2 separate regions of the Homo sapiens genome follow, and region 2 is linked to region 1. The links are chromatin loops, found by intact Hi-C in ENCODE. Cell type or tissue: Caco-2. All regions are shown on one strand. Each heading gives the region's core, and the rest is flanking DNA. Links, peaks and the distances in the headings are about the cores only. Region 1 has its middle 99 kb from the start of MIR297. Region 2 has its middle 9.2 kb from the start of MIR297.

Evidence for each region. A loop is a pair of places that touch in the nucleus more often than their neighbours do. Peaks named below come from ENCODE experiments on the same cell type or tissue, not always from the same donor. Only the 100,000 strongest peaks of a DNase experiment are listed, where the experiment ranks them.
Region 2: a loop joins it to region 1, with 2.3 times the contacts of the local background. A loop is called at or near these places in 1 of 110 quality-filtered maps.

The regions. Positions count from the first base shown.
Region 1 is chr4:110,957,398-110,962,794 of GRCh38, forward strand. No RefSeq gene overlaps it. Among named protein-coding and RNA genes, the nearest start is that of MIR297, 99 kb to the left of the region's middle. In Caco-2, for the core only: CTCF peaks have their summits at 2,114 (motif pointing left) and 2,319; no DNase peak of the experiment used is centred there.
Region 2 is chr4:110,848,747-110,854,143 of GRCh38, forward strand. No RefSeq gene overlaps it. Among named protein-coding and RNA genes, the nearest start is that of MIR297, 9.2 kb to the right of the region's middle. In Caco-2, for the core only: no CTCF peak of the experiment used is centred there; a DNase peak (open chromatin) is centred at 2,535; H3K4me3 peaks cover 749 bases.

The sequences.
Region 1 (5,397 bases), core at 164-5,163:
CTTATTATTCTAGCCTTGGAATTCTTAGTATTATAATAAGATTGGTAATGCTTTCCTTTCCTTATTTCAGTGCATAATAAATTTAATGTTTTCGAAAGTGAATATTTATTTAGGGATAAAATAAAGACTGTGCTTTATGGTTACAGTTTGCATGCTCCTCTGTAAAGAATATAGTGGCTGTCTTCTGTTAGTATAGCTAGTTTTAAATTCAAAAAGTCTATCAAGTTTTTAAAGAAAATGTTAATATATTACACATGGCATATTGTGTTAAAAAGTCTTTCTATGATATTCAAAATGTTTCAGAAACAATGACAAGGTCAGTGTTGCTAGAAAATCAGTGTTTTACTAGAATGCAATGGTTTTAATGGAAATAATAACAACTCACACATTTTAAGGCTTAAAACTGAACTCCTTGATTGTGTTTAGCATATTGGAAGTTACAAGGAGCTCCTATTTTGTAGTTGCTGTAGATTAGATCGGTAAATGAAAATGTCTTTCTGATTTCCTAGAAACACTTTGTTTCTATTTTTTGTGAACATAGATACTTTGGGGACCCGGCCTTGTTATCTCATGACTGTTTTCCAGGCTGTGTTATCATGATGAATGGGTAATTACAGTACAGGGCACCCACACAGGCCACTGCATATGAGACCCTTCATTTAGGACGTTTTTACTTTATAGAGAGATTCTTTATAAGTTATGAAGCTCTTGGGTTAAATTAAATTTCATTTTGTCATACCTAATGTGTTTATTTTCTCTTGTGAAGAAAAAGTCTTCAAACTTCATATGATTTCTTAAATTCAAAAAACACAAGAAGCACAATTCCAATTTCATGAGAATGTATTATTTCTTAGTATCATACATTCATAGATGATAGACTACTTTAATGTGTGTGTTAGCAGTGCTTTGACTTGTTTAAAAATGCCATCATTTAATAATATGAATTTTTCTTGCTAAGAATAAAAATTGACTACACAATATGATAATATTTGTTTCTGATCCAACACACAAAATGAAAGCTTTGCTTATTTATTTGATTAAAATGCAAAAGTGCAAGTACGTTTAGGTTTGTGTTGTATAGAATAGAACTTATTTTATCAATCACTTTCATAACCTTTAAAGAGCCTTAAATAGTACATATGAAAAACACATTCATATCAGGTTCCCCTTGAGGATTTTTTCTTTGGTTTAAGAAAATTTTATTAAAAATCGGCATTGCAAATAACATTTTTCATAACTATATGTAGACCTGTTAAAATTTTTATTAAAACTGGAGTTCGGCCTGTTCTTTTTCATCATTCTATCAGATATTAAACTCCTGCAGCAGCTGTAGGAAATAGAGAAAGGGATTTTCAAAGGGATTTGAGTCTCCCTGTCTCTGTGCCTTTAGTGATCATATTATCATAACTATCACACATAACAAAGCTCTAAATCTGTAATTCAGATAAAGTAGTCAGGACTCTGAAATACAAAAATCCAAACATATGCCGTAACATTTTTTTGCAATGCTGGCTCCTTTAACGTGGATTTTGTAAACTTGGAGAGGTATTCAAGAGCTTTTGTATACGAACACAAACTAAACAACATTGTTAGTGGTATGTTTCACAGAGATTTAATTAGAGGTGTTTTTATACATCCAAGCAGTTCCATTAAAAGACCATGCCTGCATGCTCTAGCAAATTATGATCAAACCTCTAAAGGTTAAAAAGAATGAAATCAGAAGCTTGTTTTGAAGCAAGGTCTACATGAATCTATGTCTAATCCTGCAACAGTCTGAGTTCTTTCTCAAGAGAGCAACATTCCTTAAATGCAGTGCTAAGGGTGGTAAGTGTGACCACATAATTTTTTTATGAATTAAATTAAAAATGAGGGTAATAAAATTGTAAATGGGCTGAAATCCAACTGAAAATTACACAAGAAAGAGTTACACAATGAGTTTTTTCTTCACATTTACAGGACAAATTTATAACTTAATGTCTACATGAAAAGAATATTTGTGCTGTAAAAAGTTGGTAAAACTCTAATCAGAATGTCCAACCAGTTTGTAAATGAGCAGCTGTATGTATATATTTATTGTAACAGTGCCTTCTACTGGTCACACATTATCTATGATGTCAGTGAAATTACTGAAAAGTAATGAAAACTTGTGTTTATCCTAAATTATTCTTGGGTATTTTTATTGCCTTGGCAAAAGTATTTCTGTGAATCACAACTTACATACATAAAAAATATAGTGTGTTAGAGATTAACACATTTGATTTCTGTTGTACTTTAGCAGTAATAGGACCTGTTAAAAAGTTTCTCCTAAAAAGAAAAGCATTTCCTACATACTGCAACTTAAAATGGGGAATATTTCCACCTGTTTATTTTATTGTCTTTCCGATTTTGAAATTGATCTTTTACTTACCAGCATTTTTCTTTTTAGCTTTTCAGTCACACTGTGTCTAATTAAAATGAGTAGATTTCTTACATATTATCAATATCTATAAAATGTGAGAATCATGAAATTTATTTGTAACTTGAGAAATGCAGCAGAATTTGAAATATAACTTAACTAACAAAATATTTAACAATATTTAGTGAGAATGATTTAAGGTTTGTCTAACTATCTAGGTATAACAAAGATGGTTGATTTTAAATTTGCTTAGGAAAAGAATCAAATAATTAAAAAGAGAAGCATGTATAATCATGAAGAAAAGCTGCATTTTTCAGCAAAATATTGACATCAAGTATTTCATTTTCTTAATATATAATAAAGATACCACTGAAATCTCTTTATGAATCTATATGATTTCAGTTTTAATTTTAAATAATATTTAATAAAGTACTTAGATGATTATGAAATAATTGTTTTTCAAAAAAAGCATGTTCCAATTAATTTTATGTAGATATGGTTTACACTGAATGGGCTATCTTGCTGAAATAACATTTTTAAGAAATTCTGAACATGAAATTTTTACTATCTGCAATAAAAAATCTGTGCTGTGGAAAAAATATTTTACTTTTGTTTAAGTCAATAAATATTGCTTTTATTGCCTGAGGCAACATTTTAAAAAACTTTATTATATGCAAATTACAACCTGAATATCTGATAAAATTCATTCTATTTAGTTAGAAATAATTACCTCAATCGAGGCAATCTGTTTATGTTAGAAATAATGTAAATCAGAAGGAATCCTCATGATTGCCCTTATCACAGATCATTGCACGTGTGTGCTCACTAGTGCTTATTAGACTAAAATCAGAGAACTTTCCTGAGGAATACATCACGTCAGGAGCAAATTGTTTCGATGCTCAATTCAAAATTTGGAATCACCTACATGACCATAACATTCAATGGAGAAAACGCAATATTTTAATTTCCCCAAAACTCTTTATTTTAAACAATTGTTTTCTCTAGGAATGAAATGCCATCATTACAAGTCTATCTTAACATTCATGGAGAAAAGATAAGGATTAGGAACACAAGGTACAGTCAGTATTTTTTGAATAGTGTTCCAGTGAGATTTCAATCAGTGCTGAAAAGCATATTTCTTAATGGGGGAAAAAGCTAGAAAAACAGTTGTCAGAGATGAAAGGGTGCTGTTTCAGGTTTGTACACCAACAACTTCATTCCTTCCTGTGTGAGAAAATCCCTCTATTACTTTATAACAATGGCATCCGTTTTGTTTACCTTGCGGCATCCATAACAAGGATAGAGGTGTTCCTCATTAAATTTTGTTGTTTGGAATGAAGTACATAGATCTTTACAAACAAGTGTCTGGTTGCTATTTATCCATGTGTGACTATTTCCATATTATGTGTGTACATTTACACTTGCATAGATGCATCCATGAATAATGAGCCGTGGAAATATGTGCGCAAGGACATAGAAAGAGACAATACATGACAGTGGGCAGTTAATGCACTTTCATTTCCATGAGTTAGGGATAATTGCATAATTCATGAATGGCAGAGAAAAGTCACAAGTGTGAATTGCATATGGGCAACTTAATATATGTCACTACCATGCTAGTTAAAGGATGTGTTTAAACTTGCATCACTAGTAGTTTGGAATCAAATCATTTTAAGTGGCACATCAAGAGGAATTAAAAATCTACTGAAAACAATGTAATTGTTTCCTAATAAGGATAGGATATTTACAATAAGCACATTTTGTTTTTGCTTAATTTGCCTGCAAACTGAGTTTTTGTATCTTGTGTTAAAAATGATTCATTCATATTTTATTTTATGCCAGGTCTTCGTATAAACAAAATTGTGTTCTCATTTTTTTGGAAGTTACATTGTGACATCTTCTAAGTTATTGAATTCACTGAAGACATACAGATCATATTCATACTATGTCTAACACAGACATTGTAATGATGATGTGTATTTCATAAAGAATAGTGATCTTTGCTAGAACTTCAGAATTTTCAACAGTTTTTGAGATATATAATAAATATAATTTTCTATGCATTATTTTTCTTGGTTGGAAGATTTAAACCATAGTACTCAGTAATTAAATATTCATTGAGAACTACTTCCTAGTATTATTTAAATAGTACATTCAAATGAAGTAGTTAAGATGTTCCATGAGAAGAGCAACAGATTAGTAATTTTAAAAGATTTCAGATTCAAAAGTGTTGTCTTGTGGAATAATAACACAGCATTGTTATGGGGTGGGGGTGGCTGCTTGCATATTTACACACTTCTACATATAGTGTATGAGTGCTAAATTTATGTGCCAGTTGATGGATCTAAAATTGTCCCAGAGAGTTACAAATTTTCATAATGATTCTGAGGAGTTAAATTTAACCTAATGCTTTATAATTAAACTCCAATATGCAAGGAGATTTCAATGCCCTGCTCCATCAGCTCCTTGTCTGAGCAACTTCATGAACACAAATTCTTTCAGTTGTTCAGATCATTTCACCTCGCTTCTACCGCAAACGGTGTGTCACTGTATACCTGGGAGGAAGCAAAAACATTTGCTTTACAGCTGTTTTTTCAGAAACATATTTCAAAGACAAAAATGTTTGGTATGTAAAAACCAAACGGACTTCTAATATCCATTATAGTTAATGAAATAGTATATTTCCTCATGTGGGAAGAAAATTACTTTAGATTCAAACCTATGTTAACTTACTTTACACAGTTGTGAAATGTCCTAATATAAAGTATTAAAAGCAGAATATTTTTAATACAATGAACACAATACTGTGCCATTTATGAAATATAGCACAGAATTTCTGTCTCTGCCATTAAAATGCCTACAATTTGTGAACGTCGTAAAGCATACATTTTTCCTCCTATTAACTGGAACAGACTAATTGCACATTTTGAGGGTGGTTGTTGGGAGATTCCATAGGCGATATTATAGTCATTCATGGGCATCAGGCAGGTATTTAACAGTTT
Region 2 (5,397 bases), core at 235-5,234, 110 kb before region 1:
GACTTAATGGTGAAATCAGGGCTGGGATCCTGATTTTGTGATCCTCAGTCCTGCATTCCTTCTATCCCAGCTTGAGACAAATTCAAGTGTGGCTAAAAGCCTAGAAATCATCCCCAGGGGCCTGGCACCAAATATTTTATTTTTTAGTAAAATTATTTAACCAGTGTAAACCATAACTATATATAAGAAGGGTTCCAGATAGCTAGCTGAGTCACTACAGTACAAAGAAATGACAGGCCAAGAAGACTAAGGTGTTGAATAAACATGTATTGAAGGAGGCAGGAGTGCCCAGCCGTTCTGGCCACTTGTTTTACAGTCACACAGGCTTTGTTTCAGGTCCTAGTTTGCTACTTACAAATTTTGGGACTTGGGCAGGTTATGTAATTTCTCCTAAATTTCAGTTTTTTTCATTTATAAAATAGTAATGACAGTATCTATCTCACTGATTAGTAGGGAAGATTGTATGAGACAATGCTTAGAACTGTGCCTGGCTGTAGTCAACACAATATATGTTGTTGATATTGTTTTAAATTATTATTCTTGTTATTGTTGTATCAATTTGCAATTATGCAGAAACAGGAAATAAATGACACACATAGCTGTATACTAGAAAGCCTTCCTATTAGATATATGTCAGAATTCACGTGCTAAAACTTACACAGTAATAGTTAAGAATATTCATTTTATTTTAATTGAAACTAACATTTAGATAGCATTTACTATGTGCTAGGCATTATTTTTAACCACTTTAAAAATATTATCTTCACAAGCCTAGGAAGTAGGTGCCATTATTTTCTTCATTTCAAGATGAGTAAATTGAGGAAGAGAGATGCTGGTAGGTGAGGTCACTTAGCTGGGAGGCGAAGGAGCCAGAATTCAAAACCAGACAATGTGGTTCGAGTGTCTGTGCGCCTAACCACCACCCTCCCTGCCCCTGTGGAAGGCTTGACTCGCAGTGTGGCATGGCTATGCTTATTTGTGGGCACATGACATTCCAAAACAAGAGGAACTTGGATTTAAAAGCCAACGTAGAAATAGAACCCTAATTACATAAATATCTTTGAAGCACTAGCGTAAACAATCTGCTATTTCAAAAGAAAAATAGAACAGTTGAAAAATTGTGTCTATTGAGAGAGTATAAAATAAATCATTAGACAAAGGAGATTAGAAGTAGTATGTATATGAACATGGTGTATATTATCTGTGTATAAATATTTACAAACTTTTCCTATTTCTTGGCTCCACTCTTGTGTATATGTGTATTTGCAACATCACATGAAAATGTAAGAGGATTTAACATCAGGCAAAAATAGCTTTTGAATGTTTTTACCTTTGGTCTCTTGTATGATTTTAACAAATGCCTAATTTCCATATGCAATTGTTATAGCAATGTGACAATGCAGAACTTTTTCTAAGCTAAAATAAGGGCAAGTATGATGAATACAGAAATGTGTATTTTTGCAGGGATCCTCACATCTAATTAATATGCCACATCTCAGTTGTGTTCTATTTTAATTGTTGCCCATCATGGCTTGGAAATAAAATGTTATTGAGAATGATAATAATGTTCACATTAGTGAAATAATGTGGTTAGACATCCTTTTATATCTTTAAAATTCTTATTTGATATTCCCAGAGTAGAGATCTTTCTCTATCTGAATTAGTAGTTTGTTACTTTATATTATAGTTTGGACTATGTATACATAGCTTAGTTTAAAAAATGAAATCTTTATTATTTAATGAAGTACTGAAAGTTTTCACTGAAGTTTTCCTTGCTAAATATAGCTAGCAATATAGCACTCAGACATATAAGATGGGTAATTGTGCAAATAAATTGTTCCCTTTTTTATTTGTTTGCTGCTAGTAATGAGTAACTGACAGTTCTAGCTAAGAGCTCAACTTTATTGCAGGTCATCCAGTAGCTGTTTACAAAAGTCAATAGTTAGGTTGTAAGAAATAGAAAAAAATGTCAATCTCTGTCAAATGAAGACAGATAGTAATCGTTGTTCACATTTCAAAGTATTTATCACTGCTTACTATCATTTTTCTCTCCGAGCAAATGAATCATTTTAAATAGAAGCAAACTGATCCTCCTATTAGCAAGTCTAAATCAGTAGAACAACATCTATTTTCAGAATCTTTGTAGCTATAAAGGGACCTTTACAGTTTGCAACACTTTGACCCGTCCCAAAATGACAGCATTCTGTTACAAATAGATATTAGGGACTTGGTGCCAGCGTCTCTATTGTGGAACCTTTGGGTTGGGAAAGCCGACAGCTGGGAGGAGTTCAGTGTTTTGAAGGTTATGATCACAGCAATTTCATAAGTGCTTTATTTCAGTTCTCTTCTGGCTGCAGAAGGGACAGGTGCGGTCTGGTTCTGATTTCACTGGTCTTAATTTCTTATCTGACCTGGTAGTCAATCAAGGGCATGAGAGAGGGGGAATGAGGGAGAGGTGGATGCGTGGGAGAGAAGAGCTGGGGACTCTAAGCTGCAGGGGGAGGGGTGCATGCATCTGCGAGGCACTGTGTGTGTCTGTGTGTGTCTGTGTGTGTGTGTGCGTGTGTGTGTGTAGTGCTAAGCATCTGACTTTTCTCATCGAGGAACTGGCAGCTCTGCCTGTCATTCCGCACTTCTGTGTATACGAATGCTGCCCTGTGCAAAATGGATTTCTGAGTGTTAACCATCATGTTCTTCTTTTCCAAAGGGTCTTCTGTAGGATTTCATTTGCAGAGCACAGAGGGCAATATCTAGGGTAATTCCAGGGCTTAGTGGCTGTGATCTTTTGTCAACTCTCCTTGTGAGAGAAATTAAACTTGGTATGGGCACCCACCATTGCAGCAAGTGCAACGCCATTCCTGGCCAATGGGCGGGAAATCATAAACCTGACGAGTATTTATGAGAGGGAAAAATGAGATGTCATAATATGACAAGAATATATTCATTAAATCTTTCAATTTCTCAGAAACAGAGAATTCCCACTTCAGTAAAAGGCTTTGAGCAGATTTATCAAGTCTGACATTCTTACTTTTATGAGATTTGAGTCTCTATGCTAAAATGAGATATATTTAAAAGGAGGACAGCCTTTCCAAAGGAGGAAAACTCCTAAAAAGGTGGAGATAATATAACACTAGCCATTGTTCCTTTGATGGAATACTAGATAATGCCTACAATATGCACCGAAAAAATCAGAGCACAAACATGAGTACCAAAATAAATTATGCCTTTCAAAGTATAGAAGGATATACTAACTTATTTCATGGTTTCTTTAATAGTAGCCTCTTATAATTGTCAAGCACTTTCATTTTATTTCAATACAATCAAACAATAACAGCATGCATTTAAGGTATTTGCCAGAAATATAGCTTTCATAATTGCAGTGTGTCTATAGACTGATTTTACTAGGATGACTGAAGCGGTCTATGCTGGGAAATAAGCACATGGGGCTACACCCATCAATATCACCCCATATATATTTTTTTATCTGTGAGACCTGCACAGGTATATTATGACAGGTACCACTCTGCTCATGATAGGTTTTCGTGAAATATTTTTAGGTTATTTGTGCTGATCTCAGAATTGCCTAAATCTACTTGTCTCATTTTTAGTGGACTGGAAAACTGGACTTTTCTCAGTTTGAATATTTTAGAATCAAACCTAGATTTGGACATCTGCCAGTGTGGAAAGCACATTGGAGCTGCTTTCGAAGCCGTCTTGTTACACCCCTGACCTTGGAGACACAGACTCTTGAGTCTCAGGTTATAACCATGACTGTGATCTGATTGGTATTCATGTTGAGATGCTGTGTGTTCTCTAAGAAGGCTGTGCATATCTTTAGGAAAGTGTAAGTGGTTGGTATGCCTGAGGGAGGGAGACAAATTTGTGGCTTTTAATCTAGATTCGGATCAAAGGGGGGAACTTCAGTGGGCAAAATTTAGCATTAATTCCATATTCTGGATCACTCATAATATCCTCCTAATGTTTGGTGATTAGGGTTATTACAGTATGCCGAGCCCTAAGAGTACATCTTAGAATGGAAATACCTATAATTAATATTGTGTATAATATTTAAAAGATGTTAACTATACTACACAAAATCTTGTTAATGTAACTTAAGTAGGGCTCTTTCTTTATAGCCTCAAAAGAGAAAATGTTACCCCTAAGAATGAGGACACAGAGATAGGGGCTATTTGCAGCCAGAATCCTCTAATGTAAATAAAACATAAACTTTTTATTATCTATAAAGTCAGGGGCTATTTGCAGCCAGAATACGCTAACGTAAACCAAAAAAGTGGTTACCTCAGATCACAATGAAAATGTCTATGATAAGAGGACAGAGTACAACAATAAAACACGCTTTCTTTAAAAAATTAATTTAGAAAAGTTTGTTTCATGTGCACACTTTTTTTTTAAAAAAAGTATAAGCTTCTGGTGAGCAATGGATAGAGTTTCTCTTTCTTTGGGAGTCAGCCCAGTGCATGGTAGACCCTCTGTACACGCGGCAGGGAACGTGTCTTCCTCTTCTTGGCATCCTTCTTACATGTGACAGCCATTAATACACATAGGAAGGGTTAAAGACATATTTCCTGCAGGGAGAGTTGTTTGACATGAAAGGGAAACCTTTATTTTAATATTAGGTTTATGCAAAATTAATTGTGGTTTTTGCTATTAAAAGTCATGGCAAAAACCGCAATTACTTTTGCACCAACCTAATAGTTGCCTATTCACCGTGAAATACTGCCAAATCTTTTTTTCACATTTCAATTTTACTTCATTTTTTAGTATTAATATTATTAAGGATTGCTTATAGGTCTCTATTCTAGACTAAAATCTTTCCTTTTATATAAAGGGCCAAGATCACATATTCAGTTTTATATTCCATCCCTAATTTTTTTTTGCACTGGCTTCTTTCATTTGCCACCTGTGTGACCTTAGACGAATTACTTAGCGTCTCTGTGCCTCAGGTTCTTTATCAGTAAAATAGAAATGATAATAATACACAGCAGGGTTCTGATGAGAATCATAGTTAATTTGGTGCTTATATATAGTGAGCACTCAATAAATATCAATTATAGTTTTATAGTAATATTAATGTCTTCATAATTGACTGGCACAGTAGCTGGCACCAAATGGGCATCTGTAACTTATTTTATATGTTTAAATGACATTAAGGCATGAATCACAGTAATCACTAATGAAAAGATATTTTTCTGTAACACAAAGAGACAATTTGCAGCTGCAAAATTATAGACATTTCACTTTTTTCCTACAGCCTGTTTCCTGCTTGTTGAAAATAGCAAAGGAGAATGTCTCTTTCATTTTTAAAGTGCTGTAATCTCTGTGGTAATAAAATAATAAAACACAATAGTATCTAATTTTATTCTAGCAAAAACATGC